Linked DNA regions of Mus musculus: region 1 is linked to region 2. The links are chromatin loops, found by intact Hi-C in ENCODE. Cell type or tissue: heart. All regions are shown on one strand. Each heading gives the region's core, and the rest is flanking DNA. Links, peaks and the distances in the headings are about the cores only.

What was found. Hi-C counts contacts between places; a loop is a spot of excess contacts. Peaks named below come from ENCODE experiments on the same cell type or tissue, not always from the same donor. Only the 100,000 strongest peaks of a DNase experiment are listed, where the experiment ranks them.
Region 1: a loop joins it to region 2, with 2.4 times the contacts of the local background. A loop is called at or near these places in 2 of 42 quality-filtered maps.

What each region holds. Positions count from the first base shown.
Region 1 is chrX:164,256,482-164,271,154 of GRCm38, reverse strand. It overlaps Pir (pirin), which reads right to left and starts at 1,724. Exons shown (of 10, transcript NM_027153.3): 1 at 1,478-1,724. Bmx (BMX non-receptor tyrosine kinase) reads left to right here and starts at 12,962. Exons shown (of 19, transcript NM_009759.4): 1 at 12,962-13,107. The coding sequence starts at 13,105. In heart, for the core only: a CTCF peak has its summit at 1,763 (motif pointing right); a DNase peak (open chromatin) is centred at 1,554; H3K4me3 peaks cover 931 bases; H3K27ac peaks cover 505 bases.
Region 2 is chrX:164,178,897-164,181,396 of GRCm38, reverse strand. Ace2 (angiotensin I converting enzyme (peptidyl-dipeptidase A) 2) reads right to left here. Exons shown (of 18, transcript NM_027286.4): 15 at 873-973. Among named protein-coding and RNA genes, the nearest start is that of Ace2, 40 kb to the right of the region's middle. In heart, for the core only: a CTCF peak has its summit at 1,445 (motif pointing right); no DNase peak of the experiment used is centred there.

The DNA.
Region 1 (14,673 bases), core at 548-3,047, 89 kb before region 2:
AGCAAATGGAAAACACTAGGGGTATGTGACTCTCACCAGAATATGATGATGCTGGCATGGAAGGAAATCTGCAAGGGCCACTGAATTCAAATACTCATCTATCTCTAAAGTCCGTGGCCATTTTTAAAAATTCATCTCTTAATAATATTAAGCATGTTTACAATGCGGGTTTTTTTAATCATAGCAACCCTTTGTTCCCCTTCCAACTCCTTTCAGACCCCTGCTCCACATCTCACTCCCAATGTAATCTTGTATTTTCCATAGCCTACTGAGACTAAGTGATGCCCATTCTTATACGAATGGGTGTTGGGTCATCTACTGAAGCATGGGCATCCTAATAGGGGTCAGTTCCTTAAAGAGAACTGACACTTCCTACCCCAGCAGCCTCCAACTGCCCAAGTTCCTCAGTTAGGGGTGGTACTTCGTGGAACCTTCTCCCATCTGTGTTGGTATTCTTACTGGCTGACTTAATTTTATGTAGATCTTGTGCAGGTAATTTTTTAGGCAAGAAATCTTTGAACTTCTTAATAAAGTCCTCTAAAGCACAGACAAACCATTTATGAAGTACCCCAGGCAATGGAACCGATGATTCAGGAACAACACATATACTACATTTATTATTCAAAAGTGTTCCATTATTGATTGAAGTCTAAGTCCTAACCAAGGAAATATCACACAACAAATACAATCACCCCCCCCCACACACACACACACACACACTTCTAACTTCAGGTGTTTGCAGACAAGTAATTCCAAGCCCCAGATCTGATCACCATATGAACTCTAACCAATCCTTCAAAGATTCCTTAAACTAAGAGAAGCACTTTAATAACAGGCAGATTCTGGAACTGGACACCTCAGATTTACATCTCAGTTTTGCCACATTCCAGGCTGCTTTCATTTGGGATGCTGTGTGTCTCAGCTTTTCCATCTATACAATGGGATTAAGAAGCGTCTGCCTCAAAGGATGTAAATAGGGCTGTAAGAAAGTGAGCTGCTGTTCTTTATAGGGACTCAACATAGAAGCACCCTTCAGTTTGTGAAGGCAGATCCTAAAACGGATCCTCTCTAGCAGGCAAACAACATGCATCTATTGGGCCATGAAATGTGGGAGACAGAAATGAACTTCTGAGTCCAGCCCCGTAATCATCCACACATAAGCGACTAGTAAGTAGTTTTGCCTCCACCTAATTTTTCTGGCTTCTTCCAGACTCCCACATTTAGGCCCTATACACAGGAACAAGGATAAAGCAGTTAACTAATTGCAGTGTGTTGCCAAGAGAAAAACCAAGCTATCATCTCAAATCGTGGTGGCTATTTAAGCATTTCCCTCCCTCAGCTCCCCTCCGAGCCCCAGTAGTGAGCTGGGAAAGACAGCATCATGAAAACTGGTCGGAGCATTCCTCCCACCCCCAACACACACACACACACATACACACACCACTCTCACGAGGGCTGAGTTCCCCAGGCCACTCACTGGGCAGTAGCGCAGGCCCAGGAGGGAGGCCACAGTCGGAGGTGCCTAGACTCCACAGCGGCAGGGACACAGCAAAGGGAGGACAGGTTTGCGGAGCGCCAGCCGTCAGTCAGCGTGACTCAGCGCTTTGTTGCGGGCCTCCAGAAGGCGGGAGTCTCTAGGTCTCAGGGGCCTTGGACCGGGGGACACACCCTTTATTTACCCTGGGTTTGGATTCTCTGACTCCGCCCCATGGCTCTCTGGATCTGCCTTTTGAAAGTCGGTCCAAAGAGTGATGCGCACCCCGGCCTCTTGGGGGCGCGCTGCCCGCCTCCCAGGAATGTATGGGACACTCAAGTGCTCTGCAGCCCCTTAGAATCTCTTGGAAAACCTGTCCTCACTCAAGTCATCTTGTCACCCAACGCTTCGTATGAGCAAGAATGTTTTCTAACCACTTGTCCCGTTTGGGGGAGTGACTCAGCCTCTCTATGCATTATCCCCAGTGAAATGAGCGTGGTAAAGCTGACAGGACCAAGACTGTAAGGCTGTAATGAGAATGAAATGAGCATGTCTCCGCATAGGTACTACACAGTTATCTCTCATAAATAAATACGCTTCTTGCTGTTTGCCAATGAGAATGGGGCAGAGGCAGAGCAGATGTAAGAACCAAAGAATCTCTGTTCCTGCTGAAAGAGAAGGCACACTCTAATAGGGAATCATAGAAGGGCTTGAGTTTTGTTGGGCTTCAAGAGCAGGCCTTAGAGAGTTAGCCTCAGGAGGTGAGGGTTTGTCCACAGCCAGGAAGCAATCTAGTTTTCCTAGGACTTTTAATCAGAAGACAGGCTACCATACGCAATGTTCTTTAGATACCCGGAAGTTCATTGTCTTTTCTTGGAAAAAGAGTGAAAGTGATGCCTCTTTAAAAAAAACAAAACAAAAACAAAACTACGAGCCTGGGAAACTGAAAAGGAATAAACAGTAAATGTCTTTTTACTTTCCAGCTCTGTGGGTCTTCCGTGGAGACTGCTCCCATTTGCTTTTGTAGCCAGAAACAGCCAGAGACAACGCCTGCTGAGTGTGGTGGCTGTGTTTTAATAAAAATTTGATTTTGGATAATGAAATTAGAATTCATAAGATTATGTTTTGAATTCGTACAATTCTCAGCTGTCATGAAAGTCTTCTTTTGACTTTATATTTCAGCTGGTTTTTGGGGGGCATGGTTCCCCATATCCCCGGCTGGTCTTACCTCCCTAGAGAGCCTAGGATAACCTTGAACTTCTGACTTTCCTTCCCACAGTTCCCAAGTGTTAGGGTTACAGTGAAGCATTCACCAGCGTGCCCAGTTTTACATGGTGCTGGAGACTGAACCCGGGGCTTTGTGTATTCTAGGCAAGCAATCTACCAACTGAGCTAGATCCCCAAGCTCTTCAACCTCAAGATGTGAAAAGGCATTCTTACCTTTCAGACTACAGATTTCTGCTGTAGAAGAATGGGGAAGTGGAAGAACAAAGACTTTTCCTTGGTGCTCAATTGGGCAGAACACACTAAAAATGGGAACAGTAGAGAGGAAAATATCATGGCCTTTGTACAAGGATGACATGCAAATTCATAAAGTTGCACTCTCCCCTCCCTGCCTCAATTCATGGCCACACTTGGGTGTATATAGTCTTTTCTTGAAATGGCTATCTGTCTTCCTTAATGCCGATACCCAAATCTATATTAAAACGCATTCACAATAAATTCTGTTTTTTAACTCTTTTCCCTGAGCTTTTCATATCAGTGGGGTTCAAACTGACTCTGCCTACCTTCAGCAATTCAAGACTAACAGATTATGCATGCAAACTTCAAACTGCTGTGGACTAATAAGGTATTGGTACTTCCCATCTGTAATTATTTCTGAAATAGTTTCCACATAAAACAGAAGTATGAACACCCTGGCTGGCACATTACAGACCATATAAATAAACTGTCTTGTATTTCCTCAACCAGTCCAACGTTCAACCAGGTGCTGGGGCTTGGACTGCAAGCTTTGCCTTCACACTCTTTCAACACAAAAGCCTGTGGATTCAGAGAGTTCAGCGCATCCAAACCTTCCCATTTTGAAGGCCTCTATCCATCTTCCCCAATCACCACCCACTCCTCCTGCCTTCAGATTCAGCACTGGCCAAACCATTTTTCAAGTGGCAGGCAAATAGAAAGCAAATGCCTGGAGCCCTCAGTGGCTTCTCACTGGCTTGGGAGAAAGTTCTTTGATGTCTTTGAACGTTCTCAGCCCCAGCCACTTGTGTGGCGGTGCGGAGGGATGAACACACATACACACCTGTCTCTTGTTAATTTCCTGTGCCTGTCTAGAACTTGCCTTACTTCACTTTCACTTCACTTTTTGGCTCTTGCTTTCTATGTCATGCTCTCTGGACAACCTGTGCTAATTGTTTCCTCAAGTCTAGGAGGACATTTGACCTGAAAATCACCTATATATTGTTTTCTAAGGCCATTGTTTATTGATTTTTTGGAAGATCCCCTTTTCCTACAATGGGCTGAACAGTAGCTTCTACCTCACAAGTTCGTTCTGAAATATGACTCCGACACTCCACTAAAATATGCTGGTTACTCCTTTTGCTCTTGGGTCTAGGTAGAGCTTGTGGCTGCCATGACCAAGTCAATGTGCCATTTCTGAGGGAATCTCTGAAATGACCTGGCAGGTGCCACACCCTGCTTCATGGAAACCAGCTGCTCTTTAACACAAACCACCTTGAAAATGGATCAGCCCCAGCTGTACCAGTCAAAGCCACATGGATACAACCTGAACACCCAACACTGTTCCTTCCAACTTCCTGATCCACAAAATTCTAAGCAAAGTCCAGTGTCTTTAAGCTTTTAGTTTATTTTTAAAAATAGGAAACAGAATAACAGTTTTCATGTCATAGGAGAAAAGAGGTAGATCTTCAAAATATTCCAGGTTAGTGACTAACTTTGCAGAAAGTACCTATGTCCATTTAATTGATTGCCAAGACAACCAACCAGCCATTAATCGAAACATACCATCATTACACTGGGATCTAGATGATAATGGTTACATCCTCCCACTGGCCATAGCAGATGCCTCCAAAGTGCAGATGTGCCGGTGAAAAGGCTCCTCTGTTACAAATAGCATTTAATGATAAAAGAACTTCAAAAAGAATGGCAATGTTCTTAGTGATATTTCAGCAAACACCTTTTTGGATATTTCTCTGGAATTCTAAATGTGCTCCACCTCTGCATTCAGAGAAGGTGATGACAGGTCTTGAAGTATAAGACAAGAGCAAGGGCATGTGTAGTTATGGCGGAGCAGGGGGATTCTCTTGTAGGCCTTTCAGCAGAGAGGAGAGGAGAGACAGAGACACAGAGAATACTTCTGAAAAGCTAAAAGTCTAAAATGGAAATACAGTGGTGGGAGAGGGAAGACTTTTTACAAATGGAGTACAGGCCATAAACTGCTCCACCGTGAAAGGGTCCATGTTAGGAGCGAGAAATGTACCCTGTACATTTGAACTCAGAGCCTTTTCCATCAGCTGGACATGTGACCATCAATCACCTTTGGAATCCTGAGTATCACAAAAGAAACCTTTATGCTGACATGGAAAAGAACAAAATCTTTCGGTACAGAGACAAAGTTTGGAGCTGAGATAAAAAGATGGACCATGTAGAGACTGCCATATCCGGGGATCCATCCCATAATCAGCTTCCAAACGCTGACACCATTGCATACACTAGCAAGATTATGCTGAAAGGACCCTGATATAGCTGTCTCTTGTCAGAGTATGCCTGGGCCTAGCAAACATAGAAGTGGATGCTCACAGTCGGCTATTGGATGGATCACATGGTCCCCAATGAAGGAGCTAGAGAAAATACCCAAGAAGCTAAAGGGATCTGCAACCCTATAGGTGGAACAACATTATGAACTAACCAGTACCCCGGAGCTCTTGACTCTAGCTGCATATGTATCAAAAGATGGCCTAGGCGGCCATCACTGGAAAGAGAGGCCCATTGGACACGCAAACTTTATATGCCCCAGTACAGGGGAACGCCAGGGCCAAAAAAGGGGAGTGGGTGGGTAGGGGAGTGGGGGTGGGTGGGTATGGGGGACTTTTGGTATAGCATTGGAAATGTAAATGAGCTAAATACCTAATAAAAAATGGGGAAAAAAATCTTTCTTAAATGACTCCAAATTCCACTACTATAATCTTTAAAGAATCCTATATTGTCAACACATATTTGTCCATATCCACCCCACTCCTCTCTCTCTCTCTCTCTCTCTCTCTCTGTGTGTGTGTGTGTGTGTGTGTGTGTGTGTGTGTGTAGCTAGGCTCTAGCAGGCCTTACCCTTCTCCTATTCCCCTCTGTCTTGCTAAAAGAAAAAAAGTTAGACTACATTCGTAAAGCTAACCACCAAGGTCTATTTCCTTATTTGGCCACTTCCTCTACCTCAGGCTGACTGACAAGGTCCAGCAATCAAAGTATTAAAGTTCAGCAATCAAAAGCCCGCTTTGGCTCACCTAATTAACATACCCAATTAAAATTAATCACCTCATCCTAACACAGGCTTTCCCTTTATACATTTATAAACTGCCATTTTTCTATAGGCCATGCCTGTCTCCTTTCTATCCAGAGGCAGTCCTTTGTCCTCTGGACAGTCCTTTGTCCCCTTTCCCCTTTCCCTTGTTCTCCCCTTTCTATTCTTGTTTTTGTCCCTTATTCCCTGCCCTCTGTCCCTCTGGGACAACTAAAATCTCATTTGTGCTGAGAACTTGGACTGTAGGGTCCTGGGCCAATAATGATCTCTACAGTTTCAGGACCTCAAACTCATTATGCAGCCAAGGATGGCTTTGAATTCTGATCTTCCTGAGTACAGGGATCACAATCTTGTAACAGCATGCTTGATTGATGCAGTGCTAGAGATCAAACTTAAGGCTTTGTACATTTGAGACAAGCACTCTCCCAAATGAGCTACAAACCCTAGTCTTTTATTCAATATATTGATTTTCATCTTTATAACACTGAATATCTTTTTAAATGTATTATTTCATACAAGTGTGTGGTCACCTTAAACACTCCATCACTTGTAGTTATTTTCCTTCTTAAGACATCAACTCAAACGTTCTTGTTTGTGGATTTTGGTAAATTGCTTTCCAGGAAAATATAGCTACTATTCTTTAAATTGGCCAATATCTCTGGAATATTCATTATTAGAAATTCAGAGCCAATAACCCAGAAAAACCACTTGGCTCCAAGCCAAGAACTAATTATTTTGTATACAATAGTAGTATATGAGGGTCAGCATTTTGCTGGACAGTTGAAGATATTCAGTTATATCTAGAGAAGGTGAGTACATACGACTCCCACCTCCTCCTGGTTGAGAATGTCTTCATAGATGTGATAGGTTCTGACCCAGAAGCTACACTTACGTTCCTCTCCACCTTCTCTCTGGAGCTCTGGCAAAAGTCCCAGAAAAAGACAACTTAAGACCTTCTCTTTGGAGCCTCAGAACCCTCGGAGAATCCTACACATGCTTGATTGATGATTGGCTTGAAAACTGATTCCCATTGGAACTAGAGAAGCAGGGAGAAGCAGGGAGATGCAGGTGGCCAATTTCCCTAACTCTTACTTTAATGAACCTGATACCCTTTCTCAGCTTTCAACTTTTGTAAAATGGTGTCTTCTGACCAAAAGAAGACGGCTCTGTGGACCACAGCATTGACATGAGGTCAAATCTAACTTTAATAATTCCTAACTAATATTAAGTCAACTGAGCTGCTTATGAATGGCATGCACGGATGTCTACAACTTACCTGGAATGCACCATTAGCAACAACAGCAATAATGTGGTTGATGAGTAAACAGAGTCATGACAAATTCTATGTCAAGAGAATGTTATTTGTAAGGTATGGGTAGTGGTGTATGGGTGTTATGACTTCTTTTAACATCTCTCTATGCTATTTTTCATGATAAAATTTTGTTTAAGTATTAAAAATCAAATGGGAAAGAAAACTAGAAAGCATCCATAAAGTTACTCTTTGACCACGTTCTTTGTTCCCAACTCTAGGACATGGTACAATATCTGCAGAATAGAGCTACTAAATCCAATTCCAAGTGATAAGGTCATTCCTACAGCTAGCAGGATTCCCGTATAACATGATTTAGCAAATTCTGTCTGTGAAAAAAAGCCAGATAGTGAACACCTGAGATTTTATAGGCGTAAGTTGGTCATAATTGCTCACCTCTGCCATTACATAGGAAAATTAATCACCCTCAACAACACACAAATACACAATTGATCTATTCCAGTTGATTTTCTTTTGAGAAAACAGGTGGGACTGACTCATTTTTCTGACTCTTTCTAGACTTCCAATCCTTACCTTCCACCAACGAACTGGGGGAAATATGATTGAACATCACCAGCTTCCATAAAGTAAAGGCATCATAGGAATTTACAAAGTGGGAAAACAGGCCTTTCTTCAAACACTCCACATACCCATCTCTTTTCACAGGGAACAAGGTTATTTTTTGCCACTGAACTTAAGATTTGATACACAAGCGTCTTCGGGAGAGGTGATGTATTCATCTTAATTTCCAGTGAGTTGAACCATTCATGTCAGATCCCAACTTCTAAGCAGGTTGGTTTAATAACAAAGGGGATACACGCACCAGGTGATGGAGTGATACTCCCAAGAAACACCTGCCCGTGCCTGAAAGCTTGTGCTACAAGAAACTTGTTAGGGACCTTGTAGGTTTACACTTTCGTCACTAGCAATTATGCATTATATAAGAGCATGAATACTACTGTGTGGGACTGTAAAAGGCAGCCTAGTTTCTGGTTGAGCTAGGTTTAAAACCCAGGTGACCCAGCAGGTGATTCTGCAAGTCAAGGAAGGTGTTTTGCCACACTCCTAGACACCAGGCTCTGGACACAGGCCTCAGCTCTCCATAATTCTGTGGCCATCAGTCACATAAGGGCAATGCCCCAAGCCCCTCCACAGGTAGAGGAGGTGGGTAGCCTCAAGACAGATCTCCACTTTAATGAGGTACCTAAAGGCCTGAAGGGCTTAGCCAATTAAACTCTCCTTCCCAGACACTCCTCTCTGAAAAGGGTATTTAACTTTAGGCCCGCCCTGAGAAGTGGCATAAGGTTTCACTCATCACAACTTTTCACCATGACAATAAATGGCTTAAAACCAAGGACAGACTGTCTCTTCTCATCTGGGGAACAATGGAGCAGGTCTTCCTCTAAAGAGCTGAGTTTAATCTCCTGCAGAAAGCCTTTCTGTGCTCCCAGCCATGGACTCCACCAACTCAAACCACCTGCCAAGCAAGGCAAGGACTCTCCTCCCCGTGGGACCCAACTGGTGCTCTCTCTTCTTGCCCTCTTCCCTTCAGCCCTGGGATAGATCCAGCCCGAGGGCCCCCACTCCGTCAGCATCTGGGATGCCCAAGAGTCTAAGAACCTGACCCCCAAGCCAACTCTGACAGTCTGCAGGGACCTCAGACTGTGCTTCCCCATTCCCCAGAGCAGAGGTCCTGCAGCTTCGCAAAGCCCAAAGCCTACCTGGCAATGGTATGGGGAACGAGCACTCAAAACTTCCCGAGTCCTGCTCCACAAGAGACCCTAGCCTTGTGGTGAACTGGACGCGGGACACCATTTAACCAACACTACTGAATAGGGGAGGGGGAGCAGAAAAGAGTAAGAGTGACTGGGCATGCTGGGTCAGGGTCCCCCACGTTATAGTATTGAACTGAGTGGCCAAGAGAAGGCTCATTAGTAACAGGCCATGTTGAAGCAAGTCTAGGGTGAGGCATGAGCCAGACAGATTTCTGGGACATTTACTCATTAGAAGATACAGTCAATGCCAAGACCATGGGACAGTTGGTTCTCAATGAATAGGCCAGTCTTAGGAGTTGGTAAGATGAAATAAGGTACTGAGATGACGTAAGAGATAATTCCAGGGAACCAGAAAATTGGCAAGCATTGAGGGATTCAGAATAGAGAATGATGAGATTAGACTTACATTTTGTTCATTAATCCATTCAGTGCTTCCCAGAGTGTAACCTAGGCTCTTGTGCACACTAGGCCAAGCATTCTACCACTTAGCTATGCCTTGTATCAGTGGTGGAGTTTTGCAACAGATTCTGATAGCCTAGGCTGGCCTGGAATTCTCAATGTAGCCAAGCTAATGCTTGTGAGAGATAACTCTAATTTAGACCAAGAAGTAGCAGCAGAGATACTGAAAAGTGATCAATTTTTGGACACATTTAGAATATAGTGCTAGCCATGGTTCATGAAATATTGAGCCCTGAGTTTGTAAGGAAACAAGGAGTCCACCTTGGTTGGTCTGACCCAGTGGACAGATGGAGCAATTATTAACTGAAGGAGGGGAAGAATATAGGAGGGGGTAGTTGAAGGGATTAACCAGGAAGTCTGCTTTCAACATGTTAAATTTGACATGTCCATTAGATAACTGAAATAGAGATAGACACATTAGCCATGGAATATGAGTCTCTGAAATCCAGGGGGACTTGACTGGAATAATCATATTTAAAATAATAAGTTAAAGCTAGATGATTCCTCCTAGCTGATTAGCATTCATAGCCATGGACAGTGAGATGCAGGCTGCTACAGGAGGATGCTATCAGTGGCCTTACCAAGATGTGGGCCCATATCTAATGATGCAAACCTTCTAGGCAACATATACTGCTAGTACAATAGTGTTTGTGGGGTCCCCAACTCCATAGCAAAGAATACCTGCCTGGAACCATAAACAGTCAAAAGTCTACGGCTGGGGAGATCACAGGCCTAGTAGAGTGTATACTATCATTTTGATAAATGGGCATGTAGCTAAATTATCCTCTAAATATTTGTTTATACCCATAAATAGTGTTTCTCTTAGTGTGGGCCAGAGAAATTTCTTCTTGCAGTGGGAGACAGTTAATGTAGAGACCCATCAGAACTGCTCAAAGTGCTGAGAATAAATACATTTGCAGTGCTCAGCCCTATAATGGGACATCTGTGCTCTATATTACTCCTTGCAAGAACCAGAGAACAGTCTAGAAAAGGAGCCAGAAAGATCCTGAGAGTCAGAGGATGGAGATAAGGGCTAGGAGACCCTGTCTTCTGGATGTGACACAGCTGTTGCAATCGTGAACTCCAGGCAGCTGTGACTCCCTACACAGAAAAAAAAGAGGAAGGGGGGCTAGTTTGGGGGAAAAGGAGTCGGCAAGAGCAGAAGGAAGAGAGGGGTGGGCATGATTAAATGCATTACATGCTTGTATAAAATTATCAAAAGTTAAAAAATAAAACATAAGTCAAACAAAAAGTTTTGAGACAGGGTCTCACTGCTATTTAGACCAAGCTGGTCTTGACCTCAAAGAGATCAACTCCCTAATGCTGAAAGTGATAGAGGCTAGCCATCAACCTGAAGGATCCTCCCTCCCTCCCCTTCTCCTCCCTTCCCCTCTCCCTCCCTCTCTCCTTCCTTTTTCTTCTCTTCCCTCTCTCTTCTCCCTTTTTACCCTCTCCCTTTCATTGCTTCAATTGTAGTGGATTCAAGACCATGAGTGTAAGGGAACAAGCCTCGTCACATCACAAAGTCCCATCCCTTGGTGTGCCTCTTTGGCTGTTGCTCACTAAAGACTTGCACAAGCAAGCTGTCCAGAAAGTTCCAAAGGGTCTTGTCTGCCAAAGGACATAATAAAGACTACAATTGGAGTCAATTAAGTCATGTAATTAAAATTAAAAGTTAGAAGTTAACTGAAACCATGGAAAATACAGAGCCAAAGAAAGTTTCAGGAGGAATAGCAGGGGAAGAGAATCACTAGAAGAAGGAAATAAATCTGTGGCATTTTGACTTAGAGAAAACCACTCCTCCTTGCTGCCTTTGAATGGCACACCAATGGGGTATAGAAATCCCAGGAGATTGTATCCAGGTGTTTCCATGGTGATACCACCCCTTCCTTCCCCTCCTCTAAGTTATTCTTATTCTAAAATCTACCTACCATGTTACCACATATAACACCATACCGGGGGGGGGGGAGTGCAGAATTAAATCACTTTACCAGGTTATTAAGCCTGAGTCTCTACCAGAATGATCAGCACACAGCAGACTCTCAATATGATTTGAACAACTCAAAGACTAGCAACAATGCTATTCCTACCTCTGCCCAAATGAGTGCTTGTTGGAAAGGTGAGGGATTTAGTCTCCATCGCACACACACAAGGCATCATCATATGATCACATCACACATGCTTATAGATACATTAACATGCCCGCCAGTTAATAAGTGAATACAGTATGTTAATGCATACTAAAAGGTTGATTTTCTTGCACCCTACAGATGAGTCTAAAATAAGGTATTAGAGGTGCTAGAGAGACATCTCAGAGGTTAAGGGCATTGGCTGCTCATTTGGAGGACCCAGGTTTGATTCCCAGCATCCACTGTCCGTAACTCCGGTGTTGGGGTATCTGAAACCCTTTCCTGGCCTCTGAGGGCACTGTATGCATGTACTGCACTGACACGCACTCAGGAAAAAAATCCATACACATAAAATAATAAGTGATAAGAATCAGTGATATATTTGTAACTCCATTAGCTTTATTGTACATGACCAGCCGGCACACACTAGAGAAAATAGTGGTTGAGAATAGCCAAATACCAAGATGTGTTCATTATCAATAAAAACTGGCAGTCACATTTTTTTCTTGGTGATATTGCTGCAGCATACATTAGCAAAACCAGTCTTGTTCCCATTTTTAGACTCATTTCTTTGACATAAATTAACTCATTTCCTGTAGGCTGAGGCACGCCCCGGATGGTAGAGTTTCTGCTGGTCGTTGAATTCTTTCAGTATTCTGATAGCAGGCTTGAGTATAGCAGTGGAAGAGGTGTCTGTAGATCCAGGTCCCACCAGCCACTAGTTCCCTGCAGCTTGTTTCGTTAGCTAGGTTTGGCCTCAGAAAAAGAAATGTGCTAGGCTGGCTGGCTGATTCCAGTTTTTGACCATTTTCAGAAGGAGACATTATATTGGGTCCCATATTTACTGACTATTGCACACATGGGTATGTGCACTTTCAGGGGTGTAGTTCTTATTCTCCGGCCTTCCTTTGTCCAAGTGCTGGTTTGAAGTTTTCATTGCTTATTCTATGTACCCTTTGGCATTACCTAATGATTTCCTGACTCTGGCCTCTGTGCGAGAAGTCAGCGTCAGAAGTCGGGTTTCACCAAGATATTTTCTTGTCTTTTCCAGCACAAAGCTCTAGAAACAAAGGCAGGGTTATCACATGTCCCCAAGAGCTGCCTGGGAAAAGCAGGAGCCGCAGTTATCAGTATTAGAGCCTTTCTGAAATATGCTTTTGTCTCCGTGTTCATTGCATTCAATCACATCAACAAGTGTTGGCTAAGTGTTGAGCGTGGTTTCCTGTGGGATTGTGTAAGGCCCTGCAGGACAATAAATGCTTTGGGGGCACTGAGTCGTACAGCCATTTCTGACCCAACAGCCAGGGGAAAAAAAAATGTGATACAATTCACTGCTGCTGGAGAGAGGACAGCCCGAGGTTGCGTTCTTGCAGGAGCAGCTTCGCTTCACCGTGGTGGACCCCAGGGAGACAGAAGGAGCCCAAATGGTGCGTTTAAGTGGCCTGTGACTACGCAGTGTCATTATCTTACAGAATAGGTTTGGACCCAGATGTTGTGGTGCCTGGAGGTTTTAAATTTTGGAAAGCCCATCTCAGGAAAAAAAAAAACCACAAAATTATGAATACAGAGGTGTTGGGCTGCCCCTGGGACTTGAAAGGGAGCTTGTAATTTGGGGACCAGAGGTTTAAATCCCTATAGTTTCACTGTGAATTATTCACCTTGCTCAAACTTTCACTCTGAGAGGCTGCCTGATTAGGTGCCTAGCGAGACCAGCTGGATGTAGCTTTGTGCTCTTTCCTCTGTTGATTTTCTCCGCGTGCTTCTTCGCATACTGCCGTGGCAATGACATTTCACACTGTCTCTATAACTGCTCGCAAAACAAAGAAACAAACAAACAACAACAAAGAGCTTTTAGATGTACCTTCCCTTCTTTATCTTTTTTATCATGCTTTTTCAGCTACAAATGTTTGCTTTTCCATTCCTGAACTCTCCATAAACCAGAAATTAAGAGTGTTTCATGATGGAAAGAGAGACGTGGGAGACAAATGGTGCATTTGGTTCCCACGACCATAGAATTAAAGAGGTCTTGCTAGCTACAGTGATTTCACTGGATTTTAATAAATACTGCAAATAAATTGTAGTTTCTGTCAGTGCTCTAGTGTTCGCATGAGTCACCAGAGTCAGCTGTGCTCTTTACCTTTTTAATTTACTCTTTGATAAGTTTAAATATTTTGCCCGGATGAAAAATATTTTGATCAAGTATTTATTTAGTTCGGCTCTTCCCGCTTCCTCTCACTCCCTTGGACTCTGTTCTTCCTCTGAACAAGTCTCCTTTCTACTGTGTTTTTACCCACTTGCTTGCATGAGTGTAGGTATGGGCTTCTTTGCTAGAACATCTTAGTGGTGAAGCAGCTCCAGGAGGTAATCGTACTATCGGACCATGAACCACCCTTAGAGTCACTTCCAGTATGTGTTTGGATAAGTATTTGTGGTGGTACAGATACACCATGCAGACTGGCTGATTCACCCTGATTGGAAGGTAACTGGTCCCCAAGAGAGCTGGTTACAAACATAAGGAGCAGGTGCTTATTGACTTGAGAATATGTAAAGAGCTTGGGGGCAGGGCGTGAGAAAGGAAAAATTATCTTTGAGGCACACATCATTGTCTTCAGACTATTTTTCAATGTAACTATAGAGTGCTGTGGAGAAGCTTCATCTCCTACGGTGCTGGTCAGGGCACTGCCATTTTCTCATGACTTCTCAAAACCCTTCAAGGCAGTTATTGTTTTTACCGTGTTTACAGATGAGGAAGCTGAGGTTTAGCAGGGTTAGGTAATATGTCAAGTTGCAGAGAGACAAAGAAAGATTTGAACCTATCCATATGTGATGGTCTTGTCTATGCCAGTCCACATCTAGAGAGTAATAGATGCTAAGCCAATGCTAACTGATAGATTTACCACTTTTTATTTTTCTGATGAAGATGCCCAGAGGGAGTGGCCAGGGGGAGGGGAGGCAAAAAGGAAGAGGTTGCTCAAAATAAGAGAAGGTGGCTC
Region 2 (2,500 bases), core at 1-2,500:
GTCTGCACTGTTGGCTTTTCTGCTTCTCTCCCTACTTCTTAATGTTAGTGGTGTCCTTTCTAATCGCTAACTCACTTAAAGTTGAACATTCCCCCAGCCTCTTACCTCTCCCTGTCCTATTGTGTGTTTTCCTCCATAGCTCTCTCTCTCTCTCTCTCTCTCTCTCTCTCTCTCTCTCTCTCTCTCTCCTGATATAAGCTCCAAGAAGAAAAGAATTTTCTTTTTTTTTCTACTTTACTTCTAAGAGTGAGATGAGAGAGATGAGAGTGGACAGAGACAGAGAGAGATGTTTAATAACAACGTTCATAGCATCTACAAGATAAACCATAAGCATCTTAAAAGAAAAGGAACCCAAATTCCTGGTTGCCAAATAAAATTCTGGACTATGCTTATGCCAGCAACCCTAGTTAAGATCAGTAGACTCCAAATAAACAAGGTAACAATAGAAAAAGAGGTACAAGAGTAAGAGTAGAAGAAAGAATTCAGTGGGAATCGTATGAGAGAACTTCAAAACGCAGCATATACATATGTGAAATCTCCATTCAAAAATACAGAAACTAAAGTATATTTGGATATTCTCCTTGATTTGATGTGAAGAAAGTTTAAGCTCTAGAGTAGTGGAGCAGGGAGTTATTATGTACAGAATCTAGCAAATTGCCTAGTCCTGCAATGACTGGATGAGCCAGGGGCAGGGCAATACCCAGGGGTGCTCCTCCTTCTCAAAGGAGAAGGGGAGGGGAAATAGGGGAGGATTTGGGTGAGGGGATACTTGAAGGAGAGGGAACTGATAATGGGATGTAAAGCAAATAATAATAATAATAATAATAATAATAATAATAATAATAATAATAAAATCTAGCAAATCAACTCACAGAAAAGGAACTGTCTGGTTTTTGATTATTGAAAAATACTTTCTCATGGCATATGCAACAGATGATCGGAACAGGAACATTTCGTTGTTGGTCCATTCATACTGCAAATTCAGAAGAAAGACACCATTCAATGGGGCGGGGGCAGAGGGAAATGGGAGAGTCCTCCTCACTATTCCAAGGGTTTTGGCCATCAAGTCTTTGCCCTCCAATGTGAGCATGCATCCGCATTTGGTGGTTGGAATGGATTTAACTGACTATTACATGAAGAGTTTCCGATTTCGAAAATCTAGGATGAGAACCAAGAATTTACATATCTACTACCCCGGGAGGTGCTAATGCAACCATTCCTGTTTCAGGGGCCCATCGGTCCTTTCACTTTGGTTTGATATGACTTGAAATAAGAGCCCTGAGGATAGGTTTATAGATAGGAGACAGCCCAAAGTTGTGTGGTTTGTGTGGACTGTATGTATTTTGTAGGCAACTCTAGCTTTTACTGTTTTATTGGGAAGTCTCGGGTATTTGAACCATGCATATTCTATTGCCAGAGAGGGTTAAAGGTAGCATTCGCCCTTTCTTCCAGTGGGTGGCAGTAGAGATCAATAAATGACAAAGGAGTTTCCTTTCTCCGGTCCCTTTCAGAGAAAAAGCAACACAGAATCTTAGGAAAGAATTGTTTTCACTTAAGCTTGGGTTTACCCATATGTGAAGTATGGGTTTTTTAATAGTGATAGTTGTATATAACTGTTGTCCCTAGTAATTCTCTGGCTAGGACTTCCATATTTTAAACATTGAAAAGCTAAATTCTTATGATGTCTACCATGAAATGACTTGAACTGGGCAAATACTCTGGCCCTGCTGCACATAGACACTGAAAGTACCTCTCATCAGTGATCGGCTTTAGAATGTCACACCATCAAATTTGCATGGAAAGGGAACATGGATGCAAATGCCCAGACAAGAGAATCGAGACATTTCCTGATCTGCCAGGACTAATTTCAATGTATTAGGCCAAAGATGAACTAATAAAAGTGTGATCAAAATAAATATTCTTTTGAGCTTTCAATGCACATTAAAAAGTGGGAATTTGCACTCAGGGTTGAGAAACAATGGACTTGTGCTTCTCCAATTGCTGTCTGAAAGCCTGTTCTTTTCTGAGAGACAGAAAGGGAGTGAATCCCAGTGGAGAGGAGCTGGGGAGGAGCTGGGAGAAGAAACTGTAATCAGAATGTATTCTATGAGAAAAGAATCAATTTTCAATAAAGGGTAAAGTTGCTTTCCTGTGTTTTCATTTTTAATGCTTGTGTTATGTACATTGGTGTCTTAGGTATCTATAAAAATATAGCAAAATTTTTCAAGTCTTGGGAAATATTTAACTTTTCAGGAAATGGGGAGGTAGAAACTGAATCATCGAGTCTATACCTTGACACGTCAGTTTTCTGTAGAACATTGGACTGCTTTATCTGATTGTCCCAGGTTTCTAGGACACACCCAAGCTGTTCATCCCATCTACCTGAGACAACATGCCCTCTCCTCTTTCCTAATCAAAGCTGCTATTGAAAAGGAGACTACTTGGGAAGAGGAAGGGGAAAAGTGAAGGTGGGCTGAGAAAGACAATAAATGAAGGCATA